2 separate regions of the Homo sapiens genome follow, and region 2 is linked to region 1. Evidence: read pairs that join two places in POLR2A ChIA-PET (ENCODE). Cell type or tissue: GM12878. All regions are shown on one strand. Links, peaks and the distances in the headings refer to the core of each region. The heading gives the core; the rest is flanking DNA.

Region 1 (4,394 bases), core at 207-4,206:
GTACCCCCTCCCCAATCACAGCTACCCCACCATCCATACTCCTGAGTTCTGTGTTTTCTTTTGTGATATCTTACCATGTCAACCAGGCTAGAGTGCAGTGGCATGATCATACCTCACTTCAGCCTCAAACCTCTGGGCTCAAGTGATCCTCCTGCCTCAGCCTGCCAAGTAGCTAATTTTTTAATTATTATTATTATTTTTTTTAGAGATGGGATCTCACTATGTTGCCTGGGCTGGTCTAGAACTCCTGGCTTCAAGCGATCCTCCTACCTCAGCTTCTCAAAGCACTGGGATTACAGGTGTGAGCCACCACACCTGGCTACCTTTTTTTTTTTTTTTTTTTAAGTTTTACTATATATATATAGGTATATATTCCTAAACAATATAGGATATTCTTCTACATGCTTTTTTTTGTTTTTGTTTTTGTTTTTTTTTTTTGAGACGGTCCCACTTTCTCGCCCAGGCTGGAGTGCTATGGTGCGACCTCAGCTCACTGCAACCTCCGCCTCCTGGGTTCAAGCGGTTCTTCTGCCTCAGTCTCCCGAGTAGCTGGACTACAGGCGCACGCCACCACACCTGACTAATTTTTTTTTTTTAAGACCGAGTCTCACTCTGTCGCCCAGGCTGTAGTGCAGTGTGGTGCGATCTTGGCTTACTGCAACCTCTGCCACCCGGGTTAAAGTGATTCTCTTGCCTCAGACTCCCTAGTAGATGGGATTACAGGCACCTGCCACTGCGCCTGGCTAATTTTTGTAGTTTTAGTAGAGATGGGGTTTCACCATCTTGGCCAGGCTGGTCTTGAACTCCTGACCTCGTGATCCACCAGCCTCGGCCTCCCAAAGTGCTGAGATTACAGCTGTGAGCCACGGCGCCCAGCCCTAAGTTTTGTATTATTAGTAGAGATGGGGTTTCACCACATTGGCCAGGCTGGTCTCAAACTCCTGACCTCGTGATCTGCCTGCCTCAGCCTCCCAAAGTGCTGGGATTACAGGCGTGAGCCACTGCGCCCAGCCTGTGCATTCTTTTAAACTTCATTTAGGTATTATGCTGTGTTTATCATCTGCAGTTTCCTTTTTTCATTCAAGGTTGAGATCCATCCATGTTACTTGCATAGCATAATTTGTTCATTTTCGTATCCATTTATATGATCATGTCTCAAGCTGTGTATCCATTCTGCTGTCAGTGGTTATTTGGGTTGTCCCCTTGTTTTTGCTGTTTCAGACAATGCTGTTATGAAAACTGTTTGTGTCTCCTGCACATGCACATGTTCAAGAGTTTCTCCCAGGCAGTGGTTCCCAAACTTTAGCTGCCCATCAGAATCACCTGGAAGGTTTGTTAAACCTCAGATTGCTGGGCTCCACCCCCAAAGTGTTTGATTGTGTATGTCAGGGTTGGGGCCCTCAGAATTTGCACTTCTAACAACTTCTCAGCTGATGCTGCCACTCTTGGTCCTGGGACCTCACTGAGAATCATTGTTGTAGGGTTTACACAGAAGTGGAATTGCTTGATCAGAAGGTAATGGCAGATTGTTTTCCTGTGTTTGTGTGAATTTACACAGCCACCAACAGCATATGGGTTTTCCATTACTTTACCTCTTTGTTAATACTTGATATGGTCAGACTTAAATTTTTATGGAGCTGGTGGGTGTGAGATGGTATCTTGCGGTTTTAATTTGCATTTCTCAGATTACAAGTGGGGCTGTGAATCTTTTCTTACATCTGTTGGCCATTCATGTTTCCTCTTTGTAAAATGTTCAAGTCCTTGCTCCATTTCCTTTTGATTTGACTTTTTCTTATGGGTTTGTAGGCTTTTAAAATGTATTTTGAATACTAATACTTTGTCTATGCATGTTACAAATATAGTCTTTCAGTTCTTCTGCCTCAGCCTCTTGAGTAGCTGGGATTAATTTGTTCGCCGGGCGCCACCACACCCAGCCTGTTTATTTTATTTTATTTTATTTTATTTTATTTTATTTTATTTTATTTTTTATTTTGAGATAGAGTCTCGCTCTGTCGCCCAGGCTGGAGTACAGTGGCACGGTCTTGGCTCATTGCAACCTCCGCCTCCCAGGTTCAAATGATTCTCCTGCCTCAGCCTTTCAAGAAGCTGGAATTACAGGCATGCACTACCACACCCAGCTAATTTTTGTATTTTTAGTAGAGACGGAGTTTCAACATGTTGGCCAGGCTGGTCTCCAACTCCTGACCTCAAGTGAGCCTCCATGCCTGGCCTCCATAGGGTGTTAAAGGCTGTAAATTTGAATTATTTATGACTTAAGTTATACCTAGAGCTTATTGTATATACTGTATTAATATTTCTTTTTTTTTTTTTTTTTTTTTTTTTTTTTTTTTTTTGAGACAGAGTCTCGCCCTGTTGCCCAGGCTGGAGTGCAATGGCATGATCTCGGCTCACTGCAACCTCTGCCTCCCGGGTTCAAGCGATTCTCCTGCCTCAGCCTCCCAAGTTAGCTGGGATTACAGGCATATGTCACCATGCCTGGCTAATTTTTTTTATATTTTTAGTAGAGACGGGGTTTCACCATGTTGGCCAGGCTGGTCTCAAATGCCTGACCTCAGGTGAGCCACCCACCTCGGCCTCCCAAAGTGCTGGGATTACAGGCCTGAGCCACCGTGCCTGGCCTACTGTATTAATATCTCATAATGAACAAAGGTACCCTCTTTGGGAAAAAGTTGGGGCTTTTTTTCCTTTTTTCTTTTTTAACTTTTCAATTGATTCTCAAAGCCAGCATGTGGGAGAGAGTTTATCAAAACAGCCAGGCATCATGGCGCACGCCTGTAATCCCAGCTCCTTGGGAAGCTGAGACATGAGAATTGCTTGAACCCAGGAGACGGAGGTTGCAGTGAGCTGAGATCATGCCATTGCATTCCAGCCTGGGCAACAGAGTGAGACTCTGTCTGCAAAAAAAAAAAAAATACATACTGACCTGTGTGTGGGATTTGCTTCAAAATACTACTGGAGTGAGAGATAGTGGTTGGGGAACAGATGAAATCAGATTGGCACCAAGTTGGTACTTGTTGAAGTTGAATGATGGGTTCGTTTTATTCTGTCTACTTTTGTACATGATTAAATATTATCATAAGAATAAGTTTAAAATTGGCCAGGTGCAGTGACTCACACCTGTAATCCCAGCAGTTTGGGAGGCTGAGGTGGAAGGATGGCTTGAGCCCAGGAGTTGGAGACCAGCCTGGACAACATAGTGAGACCCTGTGTCTCTCAAAAAAAAAAAATTAGTCATTTGCAGTGGTACACACCTGTAGTCCTAGCTTCCTAGCTACTTGGGAAGCTAAAATAGGAGAATCTCTTCAGTCCGGGAGGTTGAAGCTGCACTGAGTCATGATTATGCCACTGCACTCCAGCCTGGATGAGAGTGAGACCCTGTCACAGGGGGAAAAAAAAAGTTAAAAATATCCAAGGACTATTTCCAGGGCTACTTGTGAGGTAGCACATCTTTTCTTTTTTTCTTTTTTGAGACAGAGTTTCGCTCTTGTTGCCCAGGCTGGAGTGCAATAGCGCGATCTCCAGCTCACCGCAACCTCCGCCTCCTGGGTTCAAGCAATTCTCCTGCCTCAGCCTCCCGAGCAGCTGGGATTACAGGCATGTGCCACCACACCCAGCTAATTTTTTGTATTTTTAGCAGAGACAGGATTTCTCCATGTTGGTCAGGGTGGTCTTGAACTCCCAACCTCAAGTGATCCGCCCGCCTCAGCCTCCCAAAGTGCTGGGATTACAGGCGTGCGCCACCGCGCCTGGCAGAACATCTTTTCTTAACGTTTTGTTAGCCATTTGTATTCTTCAGAGCCAATTTAGTCTCCATCTACTTTCAGGAGTTCCTGATAAAGTGGTCTTAGCAGGCATGGAAGAGACTGATTTTAAAGAAAACAGGAGAGGGAGTGGTAAGGAAAGACTGGGGAGGGGATTTTCAGGCGGTTGCCAGCCCTTCTCCTAGAGCCTGACTACTACTGCCTCTAGGATTAAGTTTCCTACCTTCCCTTGTTTCTTCCAGGACCACCATGGGATAATTTTTATTTTCTTTCTTTCTTTTTTTTTTTCTTTTTTTTGTAGAGACGGGATCTCACTATGTCTCCCAGGCTGGTTTCGAACTCCTGGTCTCAAGCAATCCACCCGCCTCAGCCTCCTGAAGTGTTAGTAGGATTACAGGCATAAGCCACTGCACCCAGCTGTCTTTCTTCCTTCCCTCCCCTCCCCTGCCCTCCCCCTCCCCTTCCCTCCCTTTCCCTTCCCCTTTCTTCCTTTCCTTTTCTTCTTTAATTATAGAGACAGGGTCTTGCCACGTTGCCCAGGCTAGTCCTGAACTCCTGGCCTCAAGCAGTCCTCCTGCCTCGGCTTCCCAAAGTGCTGAGATTACAGGCATG
Region 2 (4,394 bases), core at 297-4,296, 55 kb before region 1:
CACTGCACTCCAGCCTGGGCAACAAAGCAAGACTCTGTCTCAAAAAAAAAAAAAAAAATTCACATTTAAATAGATAAATAACAAATGTCATGGAGCAAGAGATAATAACTTCCAAATACTGTCTACTGTAGGCCAGGCACCTTACCAGACACTTCACATAAATCATCTCGTTTAAACTGCATTAACAATATAGACAATAGATAGATGTCTTTATAAATAAATGCTACCATCACCATTTTATAAACAAGGAAACAAGCTCAGAGAAGTTACACTATTCCAAGATCACCAAACTAATACATAGCAGTGTTGAGTTTTAAAAGAACAAGTCTGCAGGATTCCAAAATCTGGGGTCTCTCTAATGCACAAGTTTTCCTATAAACATTGCTTCAAAAAGGAGGTAGGTAATCAAATCATAAGATCCTGTTCAACAAAGACAAATCCTGCCCTTTATGAAAACTAAGCATCCCTGATATGCTCATAAAGAAAACTTTAGCAAATTACAAATCCTGTTATAAATATATTTGGAAAGCTCTGATCTGAATCTTCCCATAAATTTTTTAAAAAATCCATTGATTCCTCTTTTTTTAAGTATACTTTTCCATATGAAGTTTTTCCTCTATATAAGATGGTGGTTAGTGAAAACCTCAGTGATATTCTAGAGTAAAGAGACTATGAAGAGGGTTCAAGCAGCAGAAGAAAGGCTGTCCTCTGAGGTCTAAGACTACATTTGATTAGTGGGGAACAAACGGCGAGGGGTGCAAACCTAAGTACACTTAATCTTTAGGTGAAATTTTAAAAACAAAATATTATTTTCCTAACATGACCTGTTCTTTAAAAAAGCTTCTTTTAAGCTATATTTTGGTCTAGAATGGCCAACTCAGGAGACCATCCCCTCTCCCTGGAAAAAGAGAATAAATAAATACATATCCATTGAGAAGTCTGACTCTCTTCAATTAAGGCTGATAGGACAAGTACATCAAGAAAACGAAAAGCTAACTACTGGGTAATTTCGGTTTCACGACACTACCTCCCCCAGAAATAATAAATATGAGGATGTGAAATCTTCCAAAATTAAAGTCCACAGGGCCTAGTGGGAAATGGAACAGGCCAGAGCCAAAGGCAGCTGTTTAAATGAGAGAGCCCCAGGCATGGTGGGAACTGGATGCCTTCCTGCGTCCCTTAATCAAGATTGAATTTCTGTCAACAGGTCTCACCAAAAAAAAAAAAAAAAAAAAGGCACATGCGTCAACCACATTCCCCCAAACAAATCAAGTTGCCAAGCAAGAGAATCAGCTTCACATTTCAAAATTATCTGAATCTACCACAGCTTCAGATTCTTGCAAAACTAGAAATATTCTGCATGGAAAAATAGCTATTAATGACCAATATTCCTACAAAGACCCAAGGAAAAAGCCTATCCTGTATGCTATGAACCAATTAGGTTCCTCTAAAAACTGCCTATTCAATGCCATCCATCGTGTCTTATAGCCCATTTTTGTTTCCAAAAAGCGAAGACTAAAACGATAGATAGATAGATAGATAGACAGACAGACAGACAGACAGACAGAGATAGAGATATAAAATCTCGGCCGGGCACAGTGACTTATGCCTGTAATCCCAGTACTTTGGGAGGCCAAGGCAGGCGGATCACGAAGTCAGGAGTTCGAGATCAGCCAGGCCAACATGGTGAAACCCGTCTCTACTAAAAATACAAAAATTAGCGGGCGTGGTGGGTACGTGCCTTTAATCCCAGCTACTCGGGAGGCTGAGGCAGGAAAATAGCTTGAACCCAGGAGGTGGAGGCTGCAGTGAGCCGAGATTGCACCGCTGCACTCCAGCCTGGGACAGAGCGAGACTCCTTCTCAAACAACAACAACAAAAAAAAATCTCTTCCCTCCAAGAACGCACAATTGAATGGGGGAATGCAAACAATTACAATATAGGGCTATCCTTGCTGCAAGAGGGCATTAACAGAGAGCGCTCTGGAAGTGCAGAGAAGGAGAACAGCATAAAAGAGGATCAGAGATGGTTTCCTGATGTAAAAAATACTTAAAAGATACAGACAGACCTGCGGAGTTCTACAAGCTAAGAATGAACGTTGACTTTTTCTAGGGTAAGAGATAAATGGAAGGGGAAGACAAATACAAATTAGGAAGATTGCAGACAAAGCAATGTAACCTGTTCCCACATTCATCTGAAATTAACCTCCCATTGCCTCCCATCTTTCTTCACTCTCAAACCAAAAATAACTAGTCTTGACAAGCTCTATAAATCAAAAGGTGCAGGTTCAGACCGGGTTGGGGAAAGCTGCAAGAGGGTGCATTCTAAGCAGGGTGAAATAGGGGACTACCAGCTCCTGAGCAAAACAAAGACTTTGGTGTGACAGATGCTCTCAAACACCTTGCTATCCAGTCAGTGAGATATGACTTGCCTATTTCTATTAAAGAGAAAGTCATGAGTTAAACTGGTAATATAATAGAATAAACAGAGTAAGACAAGACTTCATTAGAAGTATAGTTAGTTAAGATGGTCCCATCCCAGGCAGTGCCATTTCTCCAGGGACATCCTCTCCTACTTTCACAAGGGATAAGAGATCCTGTTACATTACCACAAGTAAAATAGAGTGGAGTTACTTTCATCTTACCCAGAGAGAAAACACCTACATTTTTTTCTTGTATATAAGGGATTAGCAGCAGTCAGTAAATGGCAACATAATCCAGCATGCAATTTTAACTGTTAATCAAAGTCACAAACTAAGTCTGAAGGAAGTTTAATGGACTTTGTGTTTCCACATTTATGTTTGCTAACTTCTATGTTGAAATTGGATCTGTTTACAGAAACAGATCTATGAAGCTTCCAAAATTGGGTCAATTTAAAATCCAATGACAATCCCTCACTGTCCAACACTCAGAAGTCAGCACAGGACACATGGACACTTGTTCTAATTCATCACTGTCCAGAAACTTCAAGCAAATATATTTCCTATCATTTCTCTCCCAAACTTGTATGTTTCATATTGCCCTTTTTTAAGGATTACAAACTCAGTTTTGCTATAATTTATCCATAGAACTCAACAAACCATAATCCACCTATGACTAATAGGACCTAGATGGAAATCAATGATGCTGTTTACTACTAGGACAGATAATGACAGAGAGCTTTGTAAAATACTAAAAGGAAATCTTAGTAGAAACCCAAAGTAATCTGATATTCCAATAGTATGAAGCTGAAAAAGTTTGTAATGGTTGACAGTGTGGCTGCAGATTACAATCCTAGTCAAATAGCAGTCATTTCATTTTATAGAGATTTATTCCCTTCAAAAGGTATCTGGTTTGGGGAATAACACACAAACACTCAAACCCAAGAACCTAATAAAAGTGTTTATTAGATGGCTCATGCCTGTAATCCCAGCACTCTGGGAGGCCAAGGCAGGTGGATCACCTGAGGTCAGGAGTTCAAGACCAGCCTGGCCAATATGGCAAAACCCCATCTCTAATAAAAATACAAAAATTAGCCAGGTGTGGTGGCGTGCCTGTAATCCTAGCTACTCGGGAGGCTGAGGCAGGAGAATCACTTGAACCAGGGAGGCAGAGGTTGCAGTAAGCTGAGATTGTGCCACTGTATTCCAGCCTGGTTGACAGAGTGAGACTCTGTCTCCAAAAAAAAAAAAAAAAAAGTGTTTACCTATGGATGGTGAGAGTGAAGAAGTAACAAGGCTGGAGGAAGATTTTAAACCATGAAGCTTTTTATATTCTTTTGATTTTTGCACCATGCAAATATATTACCTATTTTAAGTTATACATTTATGCCTATGTGAATATATACTGTTTTAGGTAAATCAGCATAATCTTCCTACAAGGCAATTTGGTGTTACATGTCAAAAGTTTTTAAAAATATGTTTTGTTTGTTTGTTTTTTGAGATGGAGTCTCGCTGTTGCCTAGGCTGCAGTAGTGCAATGGCGCGATCTCGGCTCACTGCAACCTCCACCTCCCAGGTTCAAGTGATTCTTCCACCTCAGCCTCCCGAGTAAGTGGGATTACAGGCACCCGTCATCATGCCTGGCTAATTTGTGTATTTTTAGTAGAGACAGGGTTTCACCATGTTAGCCAGGCTGGTCTTGAACTCCTGACCTCAGGTGATCTGCCCGCCTCAGCCTCCTCAGAGTGCTGGGATTACAGGCGTGAGCCACCGCGCCCGGCCAAAAATACGCATTCTTTTAGACCAGCAATTTCACTGGTAAAAGTAATATAAAGAACCAAATAATGGAATACCATATAGCCATTAAAATTATGTTGTAGAAAAATTTGGCCAGGTACAGTGGCATGCACCTGTAGTTTCAGCAACTCGAGAGGCTAAGGCAGGAAGATCACTTGAGCCCAGGAGATGGAGGCTG

What was found. ChIA-PET counts read pairs that join two places held together with the same protein. Peaks named below come from ENCODE experiments on the same cell type or tissue, not always from the same donor. Only the 100,000 strongest peaks of a DNase experiment are listed, where the experiment ranks them.
Region 2: POLR2A ChIA-PET joins it to region 1 with 8 read pairs; 8 of 35 experiments call an interaction of 5 or more read pairs at or near these places.

The regions. Positions count from the first base shown.
Region 1 is chr20:31,689,113-31,693,506 of GRCh38, reverse strand. The region is part of intron 2 of BCL2L1 (BCL2 like 1); the gene reads left to right. The region is part of intron 3 of BCL2L1-AS1 (BCL2L1 antisense RNA 1); the gene reads right to left. Among named protein-coding and RNA genes, the nearest start is that of BCL2L1-AS1, 16 kb to the right of the region's middle. In GM12878, for the core only: no CTCF peak of the experiment used is centred there; no DNase peak of the experiment used is centred there; H3K27ac peaks cover 1,444 bases.
Region 2 is chr20:31,744,611-31,749,004 of GRCh38, reverse strand. The region is part of intron 2 of TPX2 (TPX2 microtubule nucleation factor); the gene reads right to left. Among named protein-coding and RNA genes, the nearest start is that of TPX2, 7.5 kb to the right of the region's middle. In GM12878, for the core only: no CTCF peak of the experiment used is centred there; no DNase peak of the experiment used is centred there; H3K4me3 peaks cover 504 bases; H3K27ac peaks cover 1,890 bases.